Linked DNA regions of Homo sapiens: region 2 is linked to region 1. The links are chromatin contacts, found by Hi-C or POLR2A ChIA-PET in ENCODE. All regions are on one chromosome and are shown on one strand. Each heading gives the region's core, a stretch centred on a gene start or an enhancer-like site at or near the end of the contact. The rest is flanking DNA. Distances are from core to core; before and after follow the strand shown. Region 1 overlaps TRIOBP (TRIO and F-actin binding protein). Region 2 overlaps CDC42EP1 (CDC42 effector protein 1).

Region 1 (7,571 bases), core at 2,090-4,589:
TGTGGGCCACACGTGCACTTGCACCCACCACACACACACACACACACACACACACACACACAGACACACAGACACATACGCACACACGTGCACACATGTACACACGGATACACACACACACACACACACTGCATATCTGAGCGCGCCCCTCGCACTGGGTCTCACCTTGCACCTTCTTCAGGATTTTATATGTGAAGAGATTTTTATATAGATTTTTTTCCTTTTTTTCCAAAACACTTTATACTTTAAAAAAAAAAAAAAAAAGCAATTCCTGGTGGCTGTGTGCCTCCAACCCTGGTCCCCCTCTGTCTCCAGCCACCCTCTGCTTGGGCTTCTGAGCTGGTGGCCCTGGCCCAGAGGTCTGGCGGAGGCCCAGGCAGCAGCCATGGCGGGGTGTCTCTACAGGGGAGAGGCGGGAGCCTGCCACCCTCTTCCTGCCCTACCTCCTACTAACACTTCCTGCCCCATTTGGACCCGTACCATGGGGCTCAGGACAGAGGGAGCTAGCAGCTGGCCTCCATGGCCCCACAGCCTCCTTCGAGGCTGTGCTGGGTGCAGAACCGCCAGAGCCACCCAAAAGGTGTTTCTCTTCTGCTCCCTGAACCTCTTAACTTAATAAAACGTTCCAGCAGCTCTGGTGTCCTAGATGGCTGGCAGAACAGGAATGGAGATTGGGGTTTCTTGAAGTGGCTTCCCCACTCACACCCTACCCACACCCCACCCTTCCTAAAGCAGCGGCCTCTAGGCTTCTGAGGGTGGGGCTGAAAATCCAAGGTCTCCCTTAGTACAGACTGTGACGCCCCCAGTGTGGCTTGCAGGCTAGTGGCAGCGGAAGCATGTGGGAAATAGCAAGTCCAGTCCCACCCCAACCTACTGAACCAGCGTCTGCATTTTAACAGGGTGCCCCAGTGATTCACGTGACCTTCAAAGTCTGAGGAGCCCTGGAGTAGGGCCCAGGGCCCAGGCCTGAGAGAGAGGCCTGGGGCTAAGACTAGCCCTGACCATGACCTTGGGCAAGTCACACCCCTCACTGAGCCTCAGTTTGCTTCTCCATCAAATGGGTGTTTTTCTTTCAGTCCCAGTCCTCTCCTGAGGCTTTTCCCAGAGGTCATGCCCAGCCCTGGGCAGGGGTGAGGGCAGGGTTGTGGCTGCCAGGCACAGGTCCAGCGGGCTGGGAGTCCTCACCATGGCTGGCTGTGCTGATTATGGTTGCATGGGGCTGGGAAGAGGTCCCATTTCTGAGCCACAGAAACAGGCCACATCCAGTAGGGGTCCTGGAAGGCTGTGAGAACCCAGAGGAGACCCTGACCCAGCCTGCAGGTAGAAGACTGCCTTTGGAGGCAGCTTTGAAAGATGACTCTTCCAGATGGAAGAATCAGGAAGGGCCTTCCCACGTGGAGGCACCAGCAGGAGCAAACGTCCCTGGTGTGTTCAGGCAAAGAGCCACAGGAGAGTGACCTCGTGGAGTGGGAAGAGATTGTTTCCCATTCCCTTGCCAGGGATTGGTTGAGGAATGGACAAGGCTTGCAGTTCACGCAAGCCAGTGAAATGCGAGGGGAAGTCTTGGGAGTGGGGTGGAGGAGGTCATCTGGGAAGGGTGTCCTTGGTCTTAAAAAGAGGCACAAGAGGCCGGGCGCGGTGGCTCTTGCCTATTATCCTAGCACTTTGGGAGGCCAAGGCAGGGGGATCACTTGAGGTCAGGAGTTCGAGACCAGCCTGGCCAACATGGTGAAACCCCGTCTCTACTAAAAATACAAAAAATTAGCCAGACGTGGTGCCAAGCACCTGTAATCCCAGCTACTCAGGAGGCTGAGGCAGGAGAATCACTTGAACCCAGGAGGCAGAAGTTGCAGTGAGCCAAGATCGCGCCACTGCACTCCAGCCTGTGTGACAAGGGCGAAACTCCATCTCAAAAAAAAAGGGGGAGGGTGGCGCAAGGAGAGGACACCTCTCTCCTGGCCCTGTCGCCATCTTCCCTCATCAATAGCTAAAAATGGCAAAGAAGAAAGAGCCAGGACCCCGTGCCATCAAATCCTCCGGCCTTGTGCTGCCCTGTCTCGGCACTGCTTGCCTTAGGAGATCAGGAGTGTTCCTAGCCACTGGGAGATGGGATGCCTGCCACTGGCAGCTCTGCCGTCCATCCTCACCATCCCACCGTCCCCCCAAGACAGCTCTCCATCCCATCCTCTGCCTCCCTTCTAGCCTCAACCTAACTCAGGGCTCCCCCGTCTCACACCTGGGTTGCAGGAACATCCTCTTCACCAACCCCCCTCCCATCCCTCCTCAGGGCTGCCTAGGGCAGCTACAAAAACCAGGCCAGCCTCTGAAAGGTGCTCCACATCTCATTAAAAACCGTGAAATCGCACTGCCCCACTATCAGAATAGCTCAGAGGAGAAGGTCTGCCAGTACCAAGTGCTGGTGGGGATACGGAGAAGAGCAGCTCCCAGGCGCTGCTGGTGCAAATGTGCTTTGTTGCACCCACGGCAGGAAACTGACCAGCTTCTCATCAAGTTAAATACGCATCTACCCTATGGCCTAGCATTTCCACTCTTGCTTACACATCCAGGAGAAATGAGTCCTTACATGCACAAAAGGATGAGTACCGTAATACTCACATCAGCAAATAAACAATACAGCTGTGTGTCAGTAGTAGAATGAATAAATTGTGGTCGATTCATACGTTAGAATACAGCAATTTAAAAACAACTGCTACACACAAAAATGTTGGTGAATCTTTCAGACACAATGTTGAGCAAAAATAGCCACAGAAGAGTGTAAGGCTGTACGATTTTATTTAGGTGAGGTTCAAGAACAGACAAAACACGGTGATAGTGGTCAGAAGAGCGGGTACCTCTGAGCTGAGGGCATTGACCAGCAGTGGGCAAAAGGGAACATTCTGATCCCAGAAATGTTCTATATCATGGTCTGGGTTGTGGTCACGTGGGTACATACAGATGTAAAAATTCACCATGCCGGCCAGGCATAATCCCAGCACTTTGGGAGGCCAAGGTAGGTGGATGACCTGAACTCAGGAGTTCCGAGACCAGCCTGGCCAACATGGCGAAACCCCGTCTCTACTAAAAATACAAATAATTAGCCGGGCTTGCTGGCGCATGCCTGTAATCCCAGCTACTCGGGAGGCTGAGGCAGGAAAATTGCTTGAACCCGGGAGGCGGAGGTTGTAGTGAGCCCAGATCGCGCCATTGCACTCCAGCCTGGATGACACAGCGAGACTTTGTTTAAAAAAAAAAAAAAATGCCACGCCTTGCACTTACGATTTGTTCATTTTTACTATGTGTGAATCACGTCTCAATGGTGCAGGGGGTGGGAAGAAGCCTGCTTTACAAAAGAATAAGCCAGGGTTCCAGCAGGCTCCCAGATGAGCCACCTGGGAAATGGCCCTGTCACCGCGGCCGCAGGGAATTTGACCAAAACCACGTGGTTTGGCTGCAAGTTCTGGTCAACTGCTTCAGGCAGCCAGGCATGTGCTCTGTAAAGAAAACAAACTGGTTTCAGATGAACCTGCCAGGTCAAACCCTACCTGCTGCCTCCAGCTGGCTAGGTGAGCCTTACTGAGTCACATCTCTCTCTGGGCTTTACTTCCTCTTCTGATAAATGGGAACAATAACGTCTACCCCAGAGGACTGTGTAGGTGTTAAATTACCAACTGTTTCAGTTATCTATTGCTGTGTCGCCAACAACCACATATGTAATGGCCTAGAATACCACTTTTTAAATATTCATGGTCCTGTGGGTTGACCTGGCTCAACCTCTTTGTGTCTTTTTTTGAGATAAAGTCCCGCTCTGCCGCCCAGGCTGGAGTGCAGTGGTGTGATCTCGGCTCACTGCAACCTCTGCCTCCTGGCTTCAAGTGATTTCCTGCCTCAGCCTCCCAAGTAGCTGGGATTACAGGTGCCCGCCACCACGCCCAGCTAATTATTTATGTTTTTAGTAGAAATGGGGTTTCACCACATTAGCCAGGCTGGTCTCAAACTCCTGACCTCAAGTAATCCACCCACCTTGGCCTCCCAAAGTGCTGGGATTACAGGCGTGAGCCACCGTGCCCGGCCTGGACATCTTTCTCCACATGGCCACTTCACGGGGCTAGCTTGGGCTCCTTACAGCATAGTGGACTTGGGACAATCTGACTTCCTACATTGTGGTTGACTTCCCCCTAGAAGAGGAGTTCTGGCCAGGTACAGTGGCTCACGACTGTATATCCAGCACTTCAGGAGCCCGAGGCAGGAGGATCACTTGAGGCCAAGAGTTAGTTCGAGACTAGCCTGGGCAACACAGCAAAACCTCGTATCTACAAGAAATTAAAAAAACAAAAAAACAATAGCCAAGCAGCCCGGGTGAGGTGGCTCACACCTGTAATCCCAGCACTTTGGGAGGCCGAGGCAGGCAGATCACCTGAGGTCAGGAGTTCGAGACCAACCTGATCAACATGGAGAAACCCCATCTCTACTAAAAATACAAAATTAACCAGGCATGGTGGCATGCACCTGTAATCCCAGCTACTCAGGAGGCTGAGGCAGGGAAATCACTTGAACCTGGGAGGCGGAGGTTGCAGTGAGCTGAGATTGCGCCACTGCACTCCAGCCTAGGGAACAGAGTGAGACTCCTTCTCAAAACAAAAGCCAGGCATGGTGATGCATGTGCCTGGAGTCCCAGCTACTTGGGAGGCTGAGGCAGGATGATTGCTTGAGCCCACGAGTTGGAGGTTGCAGTGAACTGTGATTGCTGCCACCGCACTCCAGCCTGGGCAACAGAGTGAGACCCATCTCTAAAAAAATAAAAACAATAAAAAGTAAAGGGAGCCTCAACAGCCCCAAGTGGAACCTACGAGCTTCTTATGAATTTGGCTTGGAGGTGCTGCAGCATCCCTTCCATCACTTTAGTCAAAAATGAGTCGCACAGCCAGCCCAGGTCCAATGGGAGAGGCGGCAGCAGGGCCTGAGCGCCGGAGGTGTGGTTCACTGGCAGCCATCTTTTTCCTCTGTTTCTGCTTCAGCTACACCCCAGCTCCTCTTTAGTCCCCTATGTGGAATTCTCATTTTCTTCCCAGCCCTCTGATGTGCTTCCCTGGAGTCTGTCCTCAGCAATCCTCTGTTCTCTCGTGAAGACTTATTTATTTACTTACTTAGAGACGGAGTCTCACTCTGTCTCCCAGTCTGGAATGCAATGGCACAATCGGCTCACTGCAACATCCACCACCCAGGTTCAAGGGATTCTCCTGCCTCAGCCTCCTGGGTAGCTGGGACTACAGGCAGCCGTCACCACACCTGGCTAATTGTTGTATTTTTAGTAGAGACAGGGTTTTACCATGTTGGCCAGGCTGGTCTCGAACTCCTGACCTCAAGTGATCCCCCTGCCTCGGCCTCCCAAAGTGCTGGGGTTACAGGCGTGAGCCACCATGCCCGGCCTCTTGTGAAAACTTGATCTCTCATCCTTGGCTTTTGTTACTGTCTGTGCTAACCATCCACATCTGTCTCCAGCCCAGACCTTTTCCATGAACTCCTAAGACCTGGTCAGCCTCAGTCTTAAGGCTGCCATCAAGGCCCTGTCCTCCCTGCAGCCCGTTCCTGTTCAGTGTATTCTGCCTCGTGAGTCAGCCTCTGGAGTAGGCCCCGGGGATGCAACATGGAACCAAGCATTCTCCCTTCAGGAGGGAGGTGAAATTGGAATCAGGTGATTAATTACAAGAAGCCACAGCACAGAGGGTGTAGCAGGCCCAGCCTGGAAGGTCAGGGGAGGCTTCTTGGAAGAGGAGATGCTGGAACCGAGCAGGATAGAGCTAGGCTGAGAGGGGGAGAGAGTGCCAGGTCCAGTGAGCGTCAGAAGCTCAGCAGAGTTCAAAGGCTCTGAAATGGCTGCAGCTTGTGTGTAGAGGGATTCGAGATGAGCCTGCGGGGACAGGCTGGAGCTGGAATCTGATTTTGCAAGGACAGTGGGGGTCATGTGTCCAAGCTCTAGCTTTGTGCTTAACCCAGTGGGAGGCTATTGGGGAATTTTATGTGAGCAGTGCCTTGGCTCAGAACAGCGATCTTGGTCATCCTCAGCACATGGGGGCTATGGAAGGCCCTAAGTTGACCTAGGGTTTGGTGCAGTGGGAGAGAAGAACAGAGGATGAAACCCCGAGGAAGGGCAGAAGCCCGTAAAGCAACTGAGAGGTTCCCAGCAGCCCAAGCGAGCGAATGTTTCAGAGTGATGGAGCGGGAAGCGCCCAGGCTCTGGTGTCAGATGGCCCTCCGTCCGTCCCCCTGCTCTCAGCTCTGCAACCCGGGCAAGTTACATGACCTCTCTGTGCCTCCGTTTCCTCATCTGTAAAGCAGGGATAGTAGTACCTCCCTCCCAGAAGTATTATGAAGATGAGAAATGCGCTCATGTGTATGAAGTGCTGAGAGGGTGCCTGGGACTGAGTTAACAAGGTACATGTGAGCTGTTAAGACTATTGTGATGTGCTGCTGTTTGGGTGTTGTGAGGATTGGATGAAAAGGTGCATGTTGCCAGACGCGGTGGTTCACGCCTGTAATCCCAGCACTTTGGGAGGAAGATGCAGGTGGACCACCTGAGGCCAGGAGTTCGAGACCAGCCTGGCCAACGTGGTGAAACCCCGTCTCTACTAAAAACACAAAACCTAGCCAGGTGTGGTGGCGCACGCCCGTGATCCCAGCAACTCAGGAGGCTGAGGCAGGAGAATCCCTTGAACCCAGGAGGGGGAGGTTGCAGTGAGCTGAGATCGTGCCACTGCACTCTAGTCTGGGCAGCACAGCGAGACTCTGTCTAAAAAAAAAAAAAAGCGGGGGGTGGCATGTCAAAAATGTGGCCCAGGGCCGGGATTAGGGAGGATTTAGAGCTGCTTGCTTTATTTATTTATTTATTTATTTATTTATTTATTTATTTATTTATTTATTTTGAGACAGAGTCTTGCTCTGTCACCCAGGCTGGAGTTCAGTGGCGCAATCTCTGCTCACTGCAAGCTCCGCCTCCCGGGTTCACGCCGTTCCCCTGCCTCAGCCTCCCGAGTAGCTGGGACTACAGGCGCCTGCCACCAAGCCCGGCTAATTTTTTGTATTTTTTAGTAGAGACAGTGTTTCACCGTGTTAGCCAGGATGCTCTCAATCTGACCTCGTGATCCGCCCGCCTCGGCCTCCCAAAGTGCTGGGATTACCGGCGTGAGCCACCGCGCCCAGCCTAGAGCTGCTTTATTTTTATTTTATTTTAATTTTTTTTGAGACGGCGTTTCACTCTGTCACCACACAGGAGTGCAGTGGCACAATCTCGGCTCACTGCAACCTCTGCTTCCTGGGTTCAAGCAATTCTCTTGCCTCAGCCTTCTGAGTAGCTGGGATTACAGGCACGCACCACCATGCCCGGCTAATTTTTGTATTTTTAGTAGAGACCGGGTTTCTCCATGTTGGCCAGGATGGTCTCAATCTCCTGACCTTGTGATCCGCCTGCCTTGGCCTCCCAAAGTGCTGGGATTACAGGCTTGAGCCACGGCGCCTGGTCTGGAGCTGCTTTAGTATTAGTTGGATGTTGCTGCCCTCAAGGTCCCCAGGAGATC
Region 2 (7,114 bases), core at 1,616-4,115, 210 kb before region 1:
CCAGGAAGCTCCTTGAAGGTGGATGGTTCAGAGGAACCTCTGCTCTGGCTGTTTACCCAGCTTCACAAAGCTTTGGTGAGGTGTCTGCTCCCTCCTGGCTTCGCTGCGTGGCAGAGATTTTAATGCACAGAGAAGGGAGGTGACTTACTCAGTTACTCAGCAGGAGGCAGTGTAGCCTGGGGCTCCAGGGCTCTGGGATGTGGGGCCTGTTTCACCATTTCTTACTACGTAGCCTCAGGCAAGTTACGTCACTTTGTGCCTCAGTTTCCCCTCTCTAATCTCATGCTGCCCTCAGGAGTAATGTTTTTGTTGTTGTTGTTGTTTGTGAGACGGAGTCTCGCTCTGTCGCACAGGCTGGAGTGCAGTGGCGCAATCTCGGCTCACTGCAACCTCTGCCTCCCGGGTTCAAGCAATTCTCCTGCCTCAGGCTCCTGAGTAGCTGGGATTACAGGCGCCCGCCACTACGCCCAGCTAATTTTTTGTATTTCTGGTAGAGACGGGGTTTCACCATGTTGGCCAGGCTGGTCTCTAATTCCTGACCTCGTGATCCACCCGCCTTGGCCTCCCAAAGTGCTGGGAATACAGGCGTGAGCCACCGCGCCCAGCCCCTCAGGAGTATTGTATGGGTTTAAACGATGAGGCGGGTGAGGTCTTGGCACTTAGTAAGTGCTTCATAAGTGGGCCCTGCAGAATAAGTGCTTTCTTTTTTTTTTCCTTTTTTTTTTTTTTTTTTTTGAGACAAGGTCTTGCTCTGTCTCCCAGACTGGAGTGCAGTGACACAATCATGGCTCATTGCAGCCTTGACCTCCTAGGCTCAAAGGATCCTCCCTTCTTAGCCTCCTGAGTAGCTAGGACCACAGGCATACACCACCACACCCAACTAATTTTTTTAAAATTTTTTTGTAAAAACCAGGTCTCATTATGTTGCTCAGACTTAGAATGAGTGAATGAGTGCTTCTATTTTTTCCTGATACATGGCTTAAGTGTATAGCTCAATGAATTATTTGTCCCCTATTCAGTCAGTACCTGCTCAGAGGCTGCCATCATTCTGATTGCTAATAGCATCAATTGGTTTTGCCTGTTACTGAACTTCCTTGTTTTTTTTTTTTTTTTTTTTTTTTTTTTTGAGACGGAATGTTGCTCTTGTTGCCGAGGCTGGAGTGCCGTGATGTGATCTTGGCTCACTGCAACCTCTGCCTCCAAGGTTCAAGTGATTCTCCTGCCACAGCTTCCTGGGTAGCTGGGATTACAGGTGCGCACCACCACGTCCGGCTAAGTTTTGTATTTTTAGTAGAGACGGGGTTTCTCTATGTTGGCCAGGCTGGTCTCGAACTCCTGACCTCAGGTGAGCCACCCACCTCAACCTCCCGAAGTGCTGGGATTACCAGCATGAGCCACCGCACCCGGCTGTGTTCTTGAACTTTCTATACACAGACTCACTTGGGTCCCCGTGTGCCTAGCTTCTGCCCCGCGTCAGTTGGAGGCCTCCATCCGTGTAGTTGGGTGTGATCATCTATCCTCTTCAGCTGCTAATGTTTGGACCCCGGATTTCCTCCTCTGTCGCGGGCCTGCCGTCACCGCCCATTCTGTCTTCCTTCCAGGTCTCCACCTCTGGGCAGGAGAGTTGCCGACCACCTCGGGGGTGCTTTCTCTGCGCTTGAACATCTATAGCTGCTTCTGAGGGGCTGGGAGCCGGGCCCCTGGGAGAGACGAGCCATGAACCCCCCACAGCCTCTGCATTTGGGGACCTCACCTTAGGAGAGTGCCATTTACAGCTTCCGCCAGGGCAAAGGAGCTGAGCAGCCATCCCAAGCCCAGCCCACCTCCCTCCCCCGGCCCCTGGTAGGCATGGACTAGCAGCTGTGAGCAGCCAGAGCTGATGCCCGGCCCCCAGGGGGGCAGAGGCGCCGCCACCATGAGCCTGGGCAAGCTCTCGCCTGTGGGCTGGGTGTCCAGTTCACAGGGAAAGAGGCGGCTGACTGCAGACATGATCAGCCACCCACTCGGGGACTTCCGCCACACCATGCATGTGGGCCGTGGCGGGGATGTCTTCGGGGACACGTCCTTCCTCAGCAACCACGGTGGCAGCTCCGGGAGCACCCATCGCTCACCCCGCAGCTTCCTGGCCAAGAAGCTGCAGCTGGTGCGGAGGGTGGGGGCGCCCCCCCGGAGGATGGCATCTCCCCCTGCACCCTCCCCGGCTCCACCGGCCATCTCCCCCATCATCAAGAACGCCATCTCCCTGCCCCAGCTCAACCAGGCCGCCTACGACAGCCTCGTGGTTGGCAAGCTCAGCTTCGACAGCAGCCCCACCAGCTCCACGGACGGCCACTCCAGCTACGGTGAGGGCCTGGGCCATCTTGGCCCACTTTTCAGAGGCTGAGGCTGAGGCCCAGAGGGGTTCAGTGGCTCCTCCAAGCTCCAAGTGAGCTCCAAGTGACCACAGAGGTCAGGCCCAGACCCCACATCATGGATGGGGAGGGGGTGCAGTGGTGGGAACAAGCTGACTCCCCAAAACACCTGAGGTTGAGAGTGAGGAGGTGGAGTTTGAATTCTAGCTGCCCCTCACTTGCTGTGTGACCTGGGCAAGCACATCCCCCTCTCTGGGCCTTAGCTGAACCAGTCACCCACCCATTCTTGCCCCCTTCAACCAAAGCCTTCCCCTCATGTCGGAATGATATCATGGAGAGGTGAAGGGCCTGGGCTCTAGATTCCAATCCAGTTCTGCCTGAATTTCAGGAAGTCAGTTGACCTCTATAAGTTCAAGTCCTCGCCTGGATAATGAGTCTCTCGGGGTCATTGCTAAGATTCAGTGCCAGGAGAGGCGCAGGGGGGCTGATACTTAGTAGGTGCTCAGGACACTGGAGCTGTTGTTATCTGAACTTGGTTTCCTGTAACTCGACAAATTTGGGAAACCACTCACAGGAACCGCAAGCCACAGGCCTTCCTGCCCAGCCAGAAGTGCCACCTTGGCCGTTCGGTCAGAGCTCACCTGAGAACCATGGGCCCCTGCTGCCACCTGGTGGCCACTCCCTGCCTTGCGGGAGTGGCTCTAACACCCCTGCCCCAGGCGGCTGCTCAGAACCGCACTGAGGACTGGTCCACAGAAACCCGATTCTGTCTCAGGTCTGTAGTCCTGGAAGCAGGGGCTGGACATGTCTGTCCTTCATTTCTATACAGTCAGACCCTGATTGCTGGTCCCATCCTGTGTCCACAAACCAGCTCACGTGCTATGGGTTCACCTGCAGCCATCGGCCAGCGTCATGGCAGGGAGCCGGTGGCCATGGCTGAGGTCACAGTTGGGACTGAGAGGAGATTTGAGCTCCAGACTTGATTCCACCTCGTCAGACTTCTATGGCCTTGGGCTAGCTCCTTCGCCCCATCCCAAACTGAGCCTCACTTTCCCCATCTGCATAATGGAAATGAGGATAATGATGATTTTCAGCTTTCGGGGTAGACAGGAAGATCACACAGGTGACCATGGAGTGTATTCTATTGGAAAGATGGGAGAAACCGAGGCCAGAGAGGGGAGGGACTAGCCAGAGGCCACACAGCAAGCCAGGACTGGTCCTGTCTCCCCTCCTGAATTCCTGGTGAGGGACCCCAGCTCTGAGCCCACTGCCCATTTCTCTTCTAGGCCTGGACTCTGGGTTCTGCACCATCTCCCGCCTGCCCCGCTCGGAAAAGCCGCATGACCGAGACCGGGATGGTTCCTTCCCCTCTGAGCCCGGGCTTCGCCGCTCTGACTCTCTCTTGTCCTTCCGCCTGGACCTCGACCTTGGGCCCTCACTCCTCAGCGAGCTGCTAGGGGTCATGAGCCTCCCAGAAGCCCCTGCAGCTGAGACTCCAGCCCCCGCTGCAAACCCCCCAGCCCCTACTGCAAACCCCACGGGTCCTGCTGCAAACCCCCCAGCCACTACTGCAAACCCCCCAGCGCCTGCTGCAAACCCCTCAGCACCTGCCGCAACCCCCACGGGTCCTGCTGCAAATCCCCCAGCCCCTGCCGCAAGCTCCACACCCCATGGACACTGTCCCAATGGGGTAACAGCTGGGTTGGGCCCAGTGGCTGAGGTGAAGTCCAGCCCAGTGGGAGGGGGTCCCCGAGGACCTGCTGGCCCTGCCCTCGGCAGGCACTGGGGAGCAGGCTGGGATGGCGGCCACCACTACCCAGAGATGGATGCGCGGCAGGAGCGGGTGGAGGTGCTGCCCCAAGCCCGGGCCTCCTGGGAGAGCCTGGACGAAGAGTGGAGGGCGCCCCAGGCAGGCAGCAGGACCCCAGTGCCCAGCACAGTGCAAGCAAACACCTTTGAATTTGCGGATGCTGAGGAGGATGATGAGGTCAAGGTGTGAGGGGCTGGGGCACGGTCCCAGGGCCCCACCTAGGTGCAGAGCCGGCCCCTCACCTAACAGCTGGTTCCTACCAGACCGGAGAGGGGAGAAGTCATGTTGCCCCTAAACCCCTCCCCACCTCTGCAGGACAGACATGGGAGGGAGGACAGGGAAGGCCAGGCTTGCTCTGGGACTTTTATGCTCCCAGAGGCCCTGCCAAACTGACCACCTCCCCCGACTGCCACTCTGGACCTAATAGCTGTTCCTTAGGCCCCACTCCATGCCACCCCCACCAGCTGGAGGACCCAGCCTCACAGTGTGTCCTTTGTGCCAGACCAAGCGGCCCGTGGGGGGTGGGGGGCAGGGAGTGTACCACACAGGGCCATTGTCTCACCTCCCAAAGGGACCGCCTGCCCCCAGCTCATCCCAGAGCGTCCCTGCTGCAACCCTGACAGCCGTCTCCCAGGCCGCTTCCCCAACATCCCCGCCCCAGCCTCCCTCTTACCCCAGAAAGGTCAGGTATGACCTCCCGGGGAGGAATCCCACCTGCCTGTATACCCCAGACTTGCCTCTGGGGCCTGATTAAATAAGGCTGTTTTGATAAAAGGTGTCCTGCAAGATGCTTGGGGACCTGGGACAACAGCATCAGCTCTGTCTGCTTCAGTCCCCTCCCCTCCAGGGAGTTTAGAAAGCCAAGGATCCCCCATCAAGGCCCCCAGCAGGGAAGGGAAGTGGACGCGCCAAGGGGAGGGTAATGAGTAACCAGGCTGGAACGCCCCTGAGATAAGAGGCCCAGGTGGGAGCCCTTATCTGCAGTTCCGGGAACAGCCCCTGGCCCAGGTGCCTGGGACTCGTGTCTGCCCCATAATCCCACAGGGCAGCATGGCATTTGCTCTGGCGATAGTGGGGGCAAGTAGACAGAAGCAAGTGCGTAGGACTGTTGGGAGCATGTCTCAGCCTCCCAACATGGCAGCCGGGTGTCCTCATATCTGTTTCCTCCTCAGTATTATGAAAATGCCAGGAGCATTAAAATGCACGGAAAGAGAAATGCCCTCCTTAGGTATCGGAAGACCGGTTAAATTTAGCCACAAACAGCTAACGTGAGGTGGTGCACTCCCTGTCACTACAGGTATGCAACCAGAGGATGTGTGGCAGGAGGCAGGATCACTACGGGACCTCAGGATCCCTGAGAGCAGGACATTCTGGATCATGGGGTGCCTTCATTCAGAGGTCCTCAGACCAGGGGTATCCCATGTTTTTGTAAACTTGAGGGACCCAAGAGAGAAAGGAGTCACAAGCCACAGTTCTTGCCACAGGAAGACTCGATAAAAACAGATTATTTTGTTTGCTTTTAGCCCTGGGGCAGGAACTGCAGGTAGGGATAGGGGAACACACCCAAGCTCTGTTGATCCTGGTGTGACTCGGAAGAAGAACCAGGACAGAGAATCTCGGCTGGAAGTCTTTTATTCTTTTAACTTGAAAGAGGACATGTTGAACCCGCCCCTTACGCTCAGGTAGCTCAGGTGGCTGTGACCCAGCCTGTTGGGAAAAGTCAGCTCGTGCCCATCTGGCAGCTTCACCTTGAATTTGTCACTCTCAAAGGTCACTGTGAACTGTGGGGAGGGAGGGTGTCAAGGAGGCAGGAGGCCCTGGAAATGGGCCAGGGCAGTGCCTGATGGCTCAAACAAGGCCAGCACCTGTGTCCAGGCCAGGCTCTCTTCCATCTGGGCCCTCCCCTTGACATCACCCCAGTGCCCTTTCCCCCTTTGACCTCACCTTGACCTCTGACCCTGGGCTGAAGCACAGGTGATCTTCCCGTTGTTCTTGCCCCCAGTTGCTGCCGTCCAATGAGTTGCAGACAATGGTGGATTCGCTGAAGCGAGGGTTGAAATGCAGGTTCAGCTTGTCTGTCCCCTGGCCCAGATTAATTACAAAGCTGCAGGAGAAGGGGTAGCAGGTGAGGTTCAGGGCTCAGGCCTGGATAAAGCAGCTTGGGTTGGAGGACCTTGGTTGACCACAAGCTGGAAGAATCAAAGCTTGTGTTAGTTGAGATCTGTGCCTTAAAACAAGGGAGGTAACAACCTGCTCAGACTTAGCACTGTGGTAGCACATTCCATTTGGAGCAGGGATCACGCTGTTGAGAGAAGGGTAACTGATAGTGACAGCTTCGGGAATTGGGGGTGGCTCTCCTGGGAGAGAGAAATGCTATCTCTTAGATATCTGAAGACCTATTAAATTTAGCCACCAGCAGCCAACCTAAGGTGGTGAGCTCCCTGTCACTATGGGTGTGCAACCGGGGTTGTATGACTTCTTGGCAAGATCACTACAGGAGCCTGGGCTAGACCTGCAGGGTTCCTGAAAGTGGGGCATTCTGGGTCATGGGGTGTCTTCATTTGGGAGTCTCAGACCAAGGGTATCACACATTTTGACAAACTTGAGGGACCCAAGTAGGAGAAATAAGTCACTTTTCCCTTAGCTCCTATGGCATGCACCTGCCCGCCCCCTCTCTAACCAAAAGTAGATAAAGCACAGTTCCAAGATGCGCTGACATGTTCTGCAGGCGAGAGAGCCTTTCGCTGGACTGTGACTCACGGAGGTGGTGAGGCCGCTGGTTCTAACCAAGAGGATGCCAGCGAGACCACTCAGCCTCCCCTGGTGGCTGCCCTGGTTTAATGCTCATGAAATGCCAGCCTGTGGCCATTCTGCTGGGTAAAGAGGGTGGTGTCTCTGGGGATTTGGGCGTTCCCTAGAGGCACCTGCCCCGCAGGGGGCCAGACAGAGTTCC

Evidence for each region. A loop is a pair of places that touch in the nucleus more often than their neighbours do. ChIA-PET counts read pairs that join two places held with the same protein, here RNA polymerase II (POLR2A). Pooled maps may share reads with other maps.
Region 2: a loop to region 1 is called in a pooled map, with 2.5 times the contacts of the local background. The contact joins two enhancer-like sites. A Hi-C loop is called at or near these places in 1 of 50 pooled maps. POLR2A ChIA-PET finds 5 or more read pairs at or near these places in 4 of 52 experiments (AG04450, PC-9, Panc1 and 1 more).

The regions. Positions count from the first base shown.
Region 1 is chr22:37,773,877-37,781,447 of GRCh38, forward strand. TRIOBP (TRIO and F-actin binding protein) reads left to right here. Exons shown (of 24, transcript NM_001039141.3): 24 at 1-2,680. Among named protein-coding and RNA genes, the nearest start is that of H1-0, 28 kb to the right of the region's middle. Within about 2 kb of position 3,340, at least 18 of the 41 ENCODE cell types and tissues checked have a DNase peak (open chromatin) inside an H3K27ac peak, as active enhancers do; they include PC-9, where a contact is called at or near this core.
Region 2 is chr22:37,564,471-37,571,584 of GRCh38, forward strand. CDC42EP1 (CDC42 effector protein 1) reads left to right here. Exons shown (of 3, transcript NM_152243.3): 2 at 1,602-2,342; 3 at 3,638-4,935. The coding sequence starts at 1,880. The coding sequence ends at 4,350. It overlaps LGALS2 (galectin 2), which reads right to left. Exons shown (of 4, transcript NM_006498.3): 3 at 6,106-6,265; 4 at 5,778-5,942. The coding sequence ends at 5,793. Among named protein-coding and RNA genes, the nearest start is that of CDC42EP1, 7.5 kb to the left of the region's middle. RefSeq lists enhancers at 3,354-4,005, 4,972-5,266, 5,014-5,158, 5,495-6,003, 6,643-7,114 and a cis regulatory region at 5,080-5,093. Within about 2 kb of position 2,866, at least 29 of the 41 ENCODE cell types and tissues checked have a DNase peak (open chromatin) inside an H3K27ac peak, as active enhancers do; they include PC-9, where a contact is called at or near this core.